Linked DNA regions of Homo sapiens: region 2 is linked to region 1. The links are chromatin contacts, found by Hi-C in ENCODE. All regions are on one chromosome and are shown on one strand. Each heading gives the region's core, a stretch centred on a gene start or an enhancer-like site at or near the end of the contact. The rest is flanking DNA. Distances are from core to core; before and after follow the strand shown. Region 1 holds the start of PLEK (pleckstrin). Region 2 holds the start of C1D (C1D nuclear receptor corepressor).

Region 1 (4,567 bases), core at 707-3,206:
GAACACTGACGGGTGTAATGAGGAAAATCTAGTCCTACGATTGCTTTCATCATCTCTGTTGAACTTATCATTGAAAAGGATCAGCTCTAGGATAACGGAGATTTGCCTTGAAGATGAAGAACAACTAATATTTATGGATACTAGTTATGTTTCAGACACTCTTCTAAATACTTCCATGTCTATCTCATTTAATCTTCAGAATGACCTCATTGGATAGGTGTTATTATCCCCGTATTACAGATGAGAAAACTGAGGCACAAAGTAATAACAAACTTGCTCATTTTCACATGGTCAGATTAACGGGTCTCTAAGTTTATTCTATGGAATATTCGTTTTTCAGGATTATATTGGTTTCCTGGGGCTGCCATAACAAAGTACCACAAACTGGTGGCTTAAAACAATGGAAATTTATTGTCTTACAGTTCTGGAGGCCGTAAGTCTGAAATCAAGGTGTCGTCAGCACCATGTTCTCTATAGCAACTCTAGGAGAGAATTGTTGCGTGCCTCTTCCAGCTTCTGGGGGTTGCTGGCCATCCTTGGCGTTCCTTGGCTTGTAAATGCATCACTCTGTTGTCACATGGCTGTTTTCTGTGTGCCCTTTTCTTATAAGGACACCAGTCACATTGGATTAAGGGCCCACTTGTTTCAGTATGACCTCATCTTAACTAATTATATCTACAATGACCCTATTTCCAAATAAGGATGCATTCTGAAGTGCTAAGGGTTAGGACTTCTTTTTTGGGAGATCTAATTCAATTTATGACAAAAAAAGTTAACATAAATTGTTCAAAAAAGAATGCTATGGCGAAGTAAGTTTGGAAAACACCATTATAGGATTCTTTACTGTAGTACTTTGGCGGGGCGAAGGTCTTTAATTTGTTCATCATTTAGAGGAGTTGCCAACCTGGGATTATTTTGTAAAGTTTCTCAAAAACCTGTTTGATGATGGACTTCTTTTTACAGGCTGACTGTGAGATCAGCACTCAACGTGGAACACCTGTTCTCATGCCTGATGTGAGGCAGTGGCACCCTAGCACATCCCTCCCTGGTTCTTCTGCTTTCCCCTGTGACCTGCAGCGTCAACTTGAGACAACTTTTCTTCTCTGAGCCTGAGTTTCCTTACTCTAAGATAAGGAAAATAATATACTTTCCCTATGGGTTTGATGTGTGGACTCATTTTTGTTGTTGTTTGTTTTGAGATGAAGTCTTTCTCTGTCGCCCAGGCTGGAGTGCAGTGGACCAATCTCGGCTCACTGCAACCTCCGCCTCCCAGGTTCAAGTGATTCTGCTGCCTCAGCCTCCCGAGTAGCTGGGACTACAGGCACACGCCACCATGCCCGGCTAATTTTTGTATTTTTAGTAGAGACAAGGTTTCACCATGTTGGCCAGGCTGGTCTTGAACTCCTGACCCCAGGTGATCCATCTGCCTTGGCCTCCCAAAGTGCTGGGAGTACAGGCGTGAGCTACCATGCCTGGCCGATGTGCAGACTAATTTAGTTTAAAATAAGTAGGCTGAGAAACACTTGATACAGGGCTTGGCATAGAGAGAAGTAGGCATTCATTTAGTAGTTAACTTTGTTATGCTAACCAGATGGTTCTGAATTTCTTGGCATTTTTATTGGGCATTTCCAGGATCTCAAGAATAATCCTTACTCAGGACAATTTTCACCAACAAGTTTTTCTTGTTCATCTTCCTCTTCCTTTCATCACTTCTTTTTCTCTTTAAAAGAGGGATTTTCTGTATGGTAGTAAGAATTTCCCTTAGGTAAATATTCAACCCAACTGTGGTTTTAATAAGTCTCCAGCATTAGCAAGGAATGGGTGGTTTACTCTGCAGTTCCTTATTCTGATCTTCCAACCCAGTGAGGGGAAGAGGATGTGATCATGCGACCGCCAGCAGAAGGGAAATTGTGAAAGCGACCTGCTGTAGAAAAGGCGGCCCACAGCCACCTCAGCATGCAGAGGAGGCCCAGCTGCTGAGAGGAGTTGCCTGAGAGTGACCTTTGCATCTGCCTGTCCAGCCAGCATGGAACCAAAGCGGATCAGAGAGGGCTACCTTGTGAAGAAGGTGAGCGAAGGTGCCACTTACCAGGGTGTCAGTGGACATGGGCTGGGGAGACTTGGGTTCAGCTCCACCGGCTACCTGCTCATCTTAGGAATGTTTCCTGTTCAACCAGTTGGGTTGAAATAGGGGAGCGTGGTAGCACATAGAATGTTGGAGTGGGGTTAGGGGAGTGGGGATACTCATCCAGCCCCGGCTTCCTTACAGTTTGATATTACGGGTCTGAGAATTCCAGATGGCAGGGCCTGGAAGGTGGGGATCTAAGCTAACTCCCTCCAGATTTAGAATATCCTTTTTAAGAGGCACACAGATGTGTTCTGTCAGAAGATATACTCCTCTTCTATGGAGGTTTCTTGGAGGGACTATTCATTTTTTATTTAAATTCCACTTCCCCTCAGTTCTTTTTTTGGGAGGCAAGGGGAAAAAAGTGATTAAAGAGTTGATATAATGATAGAGTAATTACGGCTTATTTCTTGGGCCATCTTCTTGGAATTGACACGTTTAAAAAAAACCTTATCTTTTTTTAATTGGGCTGAAATCTCTTCACTCACAATTCTTAGTAAATTTGCATAATGTGGCATCGAGGTGGTAGATGCACCATTTTAAAGATTAGGGTACTGAAAAAGGCTTAGCCTCCCTGGTGTGCATCATGAAAATTGAATTTTCTTAGTGCTGTTTGTCTTTCTTCGGATGCTGAGTGTGTGCTGTGTGGTTGTGAAAGCTCCCCGGGATGTGAATTCACACATAGGACTTGGTGTCCTGTGGGCAACACCTATATACACAGATATGCTCACACTAACCTTAGTGAGTGGATTGTTTCAGAAATGAGCTGAACGTAGTGCCTTCCTTCAGGTGCTTAGCTTTTTAGTTGAATGAACAGTGAATGTGAGTCTGTTTTAGGCTACTCATTTGTTTCACGTTTTAACCTACAATGTTCTACCTGTAAGGGGGGTTAAATAGCACACATTGCTGCCTGCTTCCATTTTGACTTCAGGCTGGAGGGACCCTAGGTCATCTGGCCTAATTCCTTCATTTGCAGAAGAGGAGACAGACCCAGAAGGCTCGGTGATTGCCCCAAGTCACATGGCTATGACAGTTGTGACCAGCCACTCCTTCTCTGATGCTTAGGTTTCTGATTCATGGCACTGAACTTTGTTCATTACTCCAGCATTTTCTTAAAGCAGATTTATTCCAAGTTAGGATTTGTAGTGTATTTGTGATGGTGAGAGCTATGAGTTGGTACTGGAGAATAAGTGGGCCCTCAGCTGCTAATCTCTGTAGCCAGCTGTGCTTCGAAACATCCTTTGGAAAAGACACACTTATACATAGAAGTGTAAAAGATTACTTGCAATAGGCACCAATAATAATTGGCGAGACCTGGTAATAATTAATATTGACTTATTCCTTTCCTGATCACTTGTGCTAGTATCCTGAGAAGAGCAAGTGAATAGGAACATTTCTGCAAGTTTTTGTTTGTTTTTTTAAACAATTAAAAACATCTTGCAATGAAAATTGCTGTTATAAAGTTTGTATGCTCATATTTTAATCTCCCTAAATTACAAAAATATGAAGACTAAATTTCTAATAAGTGAAGCTGTCTCACTAAAAATTGGGGATGATAGAGTCAGGGTTGTCAAGCATGTGGATTTAAATTAATAAATAGTTTTTAATTAGTGAGAGTAGTTCTCTCAGATTGTAAAAGCCAATCTAGAAAATGTGCCTGGAATTAAATAGTGAAATTTTGTATTGATAGTTTTACAATTTATATCTTCCATAATTTTCATGTTTACAAGTTACATCTTCCATAATTACTGCATTTTTCTCTGGGACCTTTTGAACACTCTGATATAATGCATTAAGATTCTCTTTTTTTTTTTTATTCTTCTAAAACTTTAATTTTAGGTTCAGGAGTATAGGTACAGGCTTGTTATATAGGTAAACTCCTGTGACAGGCGTTTGTTGTACAGATCATTTTGTTACCTAAGTACTATGCCTAGTATCCAATAGTTATTTTTTCTGATCCTCTCCCTTCTCCAACCCTCCACTCTCACATAGCTTCCAGCGTCTCATTTGATATTTTAAAGAAATGTTTGGTCCAGAAATATTCCCTTTTTCAGCTGCAGAACTAAACCTAAAGACAGAGTTTCCTGAGAAGGTATTAAAGTTCTTAACTACTTTAGACATTAAGTTTCCTTCAGTTACCTCACGTGTGGGTTAAAAACTGTATATGTCAAGAATCTGACATATAATTGGTGTACATAAGCTGCATAAGACACTGATTATTTGTATCAGCATCAATATATGCTTCAGTAGATAGTGGGGCCTCCCCTAGATGTTAATGGGGCTATGTACTGGTTCCTGGGTTGGTTGCCAAATTAATTATGAAGGAAGGGCCATAAAAATCTTTGAAAAGGCTCTTAGAAGCCTTGGCTATGGTTTTTGATATTAAAGCATGAAAAATAATATAGTGAATCTTCCTCCATTCACCTTTTTCTCTTATGCAGT
Region 2 (4,567 bases), core at 520-3,019, 300 kb before region 1:
TGTACACACAAGTTCTCAATAAATATTGCTGTCTTGGGCAAACAGTGACTCCATGTTAGTGTTGTCTGTAACTCTCCTTCAGTCCCACAGTACAATTCCTGAGTAAATATAGACTTCTTCCTTTTCTAAAAAATATATTAACATCTAAAAATAAATTTATCCCAAAGTCTAATAGGAGAGTATATAAATTACGAGGATATTGCTCAAGATTGAGATGAACAATTACATTAAATTAAATTCACTTCTATTCAAAGTTTAATTCAAAGCATTTCCAAAATTACAGCAATCAAGCAGCAAAATTACCTTCCAAAACATATGGAAGTTGATTATTACAATTATCTTATTTCTGAAATAAGAGTATATAGTGTTGTTGCACAGATTAAATAAACTAGATAAAAGCCATTAGAACGGGGCCTGGCTCAGTTAGCACTCAATACATTAGATAGTATTTTACTAAAAGTGAAAATTACCAAATACTCTAATCCAATGTGAACTATTTAGAGCCATGCTTGAAGGGTCAACTTTGGAAACAGTAGCTGAGATAATACATATGAAGAGCCATTTGAAAAGGTAAAAGCAGTTAAGAAAAAAATTACATTACTTTTGAACTGTGATACATACAACACAGCTAACTGAAGGCAGCTGTAGTATCTTTTGACTGAGAATTTTATTTTGAAAAACCGTTATTCACACTTGTCACTATCTTTCAACAAAACAATGAGTTCTATCATTTCCACCAAACACAAACATTTCTCTGTACTTCAATAGGGCTAATCTGTTGTTTTTGAATCAAAAATACAGAGTTAAATAACTAAAAGTATAACTGGATTGTTTGTAACACAAAGGATAAGTGCCTGAAGGGATGGATACCCCATTTTCCATGTGATTCTTACATATTGCATGCCTGTATCAAAACATCTCGTGTACCCCATAAATATATACACCTATGTACCCACAAAATTTTTAAATTTAATTTTTTAAAAAATCACGGTTAAGTCTTGGTTCAGTCCACCATCAGACAGTCCTAATAGGTTAATAAGTGGATAGCAAACATCTCATTGCGACAAATACATCTTTATCAAGCCAAAACTGAACTGTAGTCAGCAAACATTGAGGACATTAAAGCTATTTTGAAACAAGTTTGAGTTACACTGAACTTATCCGGGTCATCAAGAAAAACTGCTCTCTTGGATTACCCACTACAGATTTCAGCTAAAGGTCGAAATTAGCCCACTATCTCAGATGAGCTAATACTGCAGCAGCAGGCAGTCTGTGAATGTGAATGATAAACGGAGCTAACACAGTAAAGTTACTCCCCTAGACGTTCCACTTTAGCCTCTCTCCCTAAGCAAGATTGAAAACAGCTGAAAATTGTGAAGACTTCAATGTTTTTTGATTTTTGTTTTTAATTTCTTCGTCTTCCAAGATTTGAGAAGGGGGTGGTTAACAAACGAAGAAAAAGAGAGAGACCGGAGCAAAAGAGAGAAATGAGGGGCCGGGGTAAGCCAAAGCCTGCAAGCAGCCCCAAAACAAGCGGAAGTGGGGGACCTGCCAACAATGCTGCCCCAACGAAGAGCTGTGAGAGACTGCATTCCTGGAAGGCTACGCAGCCAAACTCCGATTTTCTCAGTCTGCCCAGAGGATGACAGGGGAATCCCAGGAGAGGAAAAGCGGAGTTAAACAGGAGCAGGAGAAAAACTGAAACTACACCTTAGAAAAATACCTCACGGCCTTCGACTCCAGTCTCCCGGAAAGCGGTCGGGCAACGATGACGACAATGACGCGCCGGCTCTGCCCCCGCCACGAGCGGCGCTTCCCGATGATCTCACGCTGCTCGCCACGCCCCCTGCTCCTTAACTCTTCTCCAAAGGCAAATCTCATTTTGAGTAGCTCAGACCCATGTTGTGGGAGACGATTGCGGCGGCACTCGGAACTTTTGTCTACCTTTGTACCCGGCTAACACTCACCCCAAATACAGGTTGAGTGTATTTAACCAGGAAAAAAATCTTAGTTATCGAAACTTTGTTCGGGTTTTTACTTTCCCAGAAGCTTTTTTCAGGGCCCTCATTCTTTCTACCCTTTTATTGTCTGCCTCTAGATGAGCCTCTTAGAGCAGCTTCCCAGATTATCCGTGGGGAAGAACAGGTTCTTTATTAGATTATCCGTGGGGAAGAATGGGTTCTTTATTTTTCCAATCTGTCAGTAAAAGGTACTTCTATAAAATACAGTAAAAATGAATTAGTAGAAAAATGGGGAAAATATGTGCAAAATACAAGCCCAAATTTTTTATTAGTTTCAAATAAATGTAAAATTGCATTTCAATGTATGCAATCAGAACAAACATAATAGAAAATAAAGGCATTAACAGAAACTGTACATACTGTTCATTGAAAGTGTAGTATAAGCGATTGAGCATTGTCTTAACATTTGTAACTTGTCATTCCACGGCTGTAATTTGATAAAAAGTTATGCATGAAACAGTTGTCCGTATATTAAATGCATGTAAAAGCATTTTGAACAAGCACCATGTATGTAATATTTAAAGTTTTGGGGGAGGTTCCAAAGTGGCCGAATAGGAACAGCTCCAGTCTACAGCTCCCAGCATGAGCAACGCAGAAGATGGGTGATTTCTGCATTTCCAACTGAGGTACCGGGTTCATCTCACTGGGGCTTCTCAGACACTGGGTGCAGCCCACAGAGCAGGGCGAGGCATGACCTCACCCGGGAAGCACAAGGGATCAGGGAATTCCCTTTCTTAGCAAAGGGAAGCCATGATAGACGGTACCTGGAAAATTGGGACACTCCCATCCTAATACTGTGCTTTTCCAACGGTCTTAGCAAACGGCACACCAGAAGATTATATCCCGTGACTGGCTCAGAGGGTCCCACGCCCACGGAGCCTGGCTCACTGCTACCACAGCAGTCTGAGATCAAACTGCAAGGCAGCAGCGAGGCTGGGGGAGGGGCGTCTGCCATTGCTGAGGCTTAAGTAGATAAACAAAGTGGCCAGGAAGCTTGAACTGGGTGGAGCCCATCGCAGCTCAAGGAGGCCTGCCTGCCTCTGTAGACCCCACCTCTGGGGGCAAGGCATAGCTGAACAAAAGGCAGCAGAAAGTTCTGCAGACTTAAATGTCCGTCTGACAGCTTTGAAGAGAGTAGTGCTTCTCCCAGCACGGAGTTTGAGATCTGAGAACGGACAGACTGTCTCCTCAAGTGGGTCCCTGACCCCCGAGTAGCCTAACTGGGAGACACCTCCCAGCAGGGGCCAACTGACACCTCATACAGCTGGGTGCCCCTCTGAGATGAAGCTTCCAGAGGAAGGATCAGGCAGCAATATTTGCCATTCTGCAATATTTGCTGTTCTGCAGCCTCCGATGGTGACACCCAGGCAAACAGGGTCTAGAGTGGACCTTCAGCAAACTCCAACAGACCTGCAGCTGAGGGTCCTGACTGTTAGAAGGAAAACTAACAAAAAGAAAAGACATCCACACCAAAAACCCATCTGTACGTCACCATCATCAAAGACCAAAGGTAGATAAAACCACAAAGATGGGGATAAATCAGAGCAGAAAAGCCGAAAATTCTAAAAATCAGAGCGCCTCTTCTCCTCCAAAGGAATGCAGCTCCTCACCAGCAATGGAACAAACCTGGACAGAGAATGACTTTGACAAATTGAGAGAAGAAAGCTTCAGACGACTGGTAATAACAAACTTCTCCGAGCTAAAGGAGGATGTTTGAACCCATTGCAAAGAAGCTAAAAACCTTGAAAAAAGATTAGACGAATGGCTAACTAGAATAAACAGTGTAGAGAAGTCCTTAAATGACTGATGGAACTGAAAATCGTGGCACGAGAAGAACGTGACGCATGCACAAGCTTCAGTAGCCGATTTGATCAAGTGGAAGAAAGAGTATCAGTGATTGAAGATCAAATGAATGAAATGAAGCAAGAAGAGAAGTTTAGAGAAAAAAGAGTAAAAAGAAATGAACAAAGCCTCCAAGAAATATGAGACTTTGTGAAAAGACCAAATCTGCATCTGAATTGTGTACCTGAAAGTGACTGGGAGAATGGAACCAAGTTGGAAAACACTCTTCAGGATATCATCCAGGAGAACTTCCCCAACCTAGTGAAGCTGGCCAACATGCAAATTCAGGAAATACAGAGAACACCACAAAGATACTCGTCGAGAAGAGCAACTCCAAGACACATAATTGTCAGATTCACCAAAGTTGAAATGAAGGAAAAAATGTTAAGGGCAGCCAGAAAGGTCAGGTTACCCACAAAGGGAAGCCCATCATAGTAACAGCTGATCTCTCGGCAGAAACTCTACAAGCCAGAAGAGAGTGGGGGCCAATATTCAACATTCTTAAAGAAAAGAATTTTCAACCCAGAATATCATATCCAGCCAAACTAAGCTTCATAAGTGAAGGAGAAATAAAATCCTTTACAGACAAATATACTGAGAGATTTTGTCACCACCAGGCCTGCCTTACAAGAACTCCTGAAGGAAGCACTAAAGATGGAAAGGAACAACTGGTACCAGCCACTGCAAAAACATGCCAATTGTAA

Evidence for each region. Hi-C counts contacts between places; a loop is a spot of excess contacts on that map. Pooled maps may share reads with other maps.
Region 2: a loop to region 1 is called in a pooled map, with 4 times the contacts of the local background. The contact joins the promoter of C1D here to the promoter of PLEK in region 1. A Hi-C loop is called at or near these places in 2 of 37 single-sample maps with no recorded cell type and 9 of 50 pooled maps.

What each region holds. Positions count from the first base shown.
Region 1 is chr2:68,363,326-68,367,892 of GRCh38, forward strand. It overlaps PLEK (pleckstrin), which reads left to right and starts at 1,957. Exons shown (of 9, transcript NM_002664.3): 1 at 1,957-2,068. The coding sequence starts at 2,027. LOC101927723 (a long non-coding RNA gene) reads right to left here and starts at 3,079. Exons shown (of 2, transcript NR_187652.1): 1 at 2,090-3,079. RefSeq lists an enhancer at 1,917-1,996.
Region 2 is chr2:68,061,235-68,065,801 of GRCh38, forward strand. C1D (C1D nuclear receptor corepressor) reads right to left here and starts at 1,770. Exons shown (of 5, transcript NM_173177.3): 1 at 1,724-1,770. RefSeq lists enhancers at 1,338-2,537, 1,459-1,868, 1,621-2,121.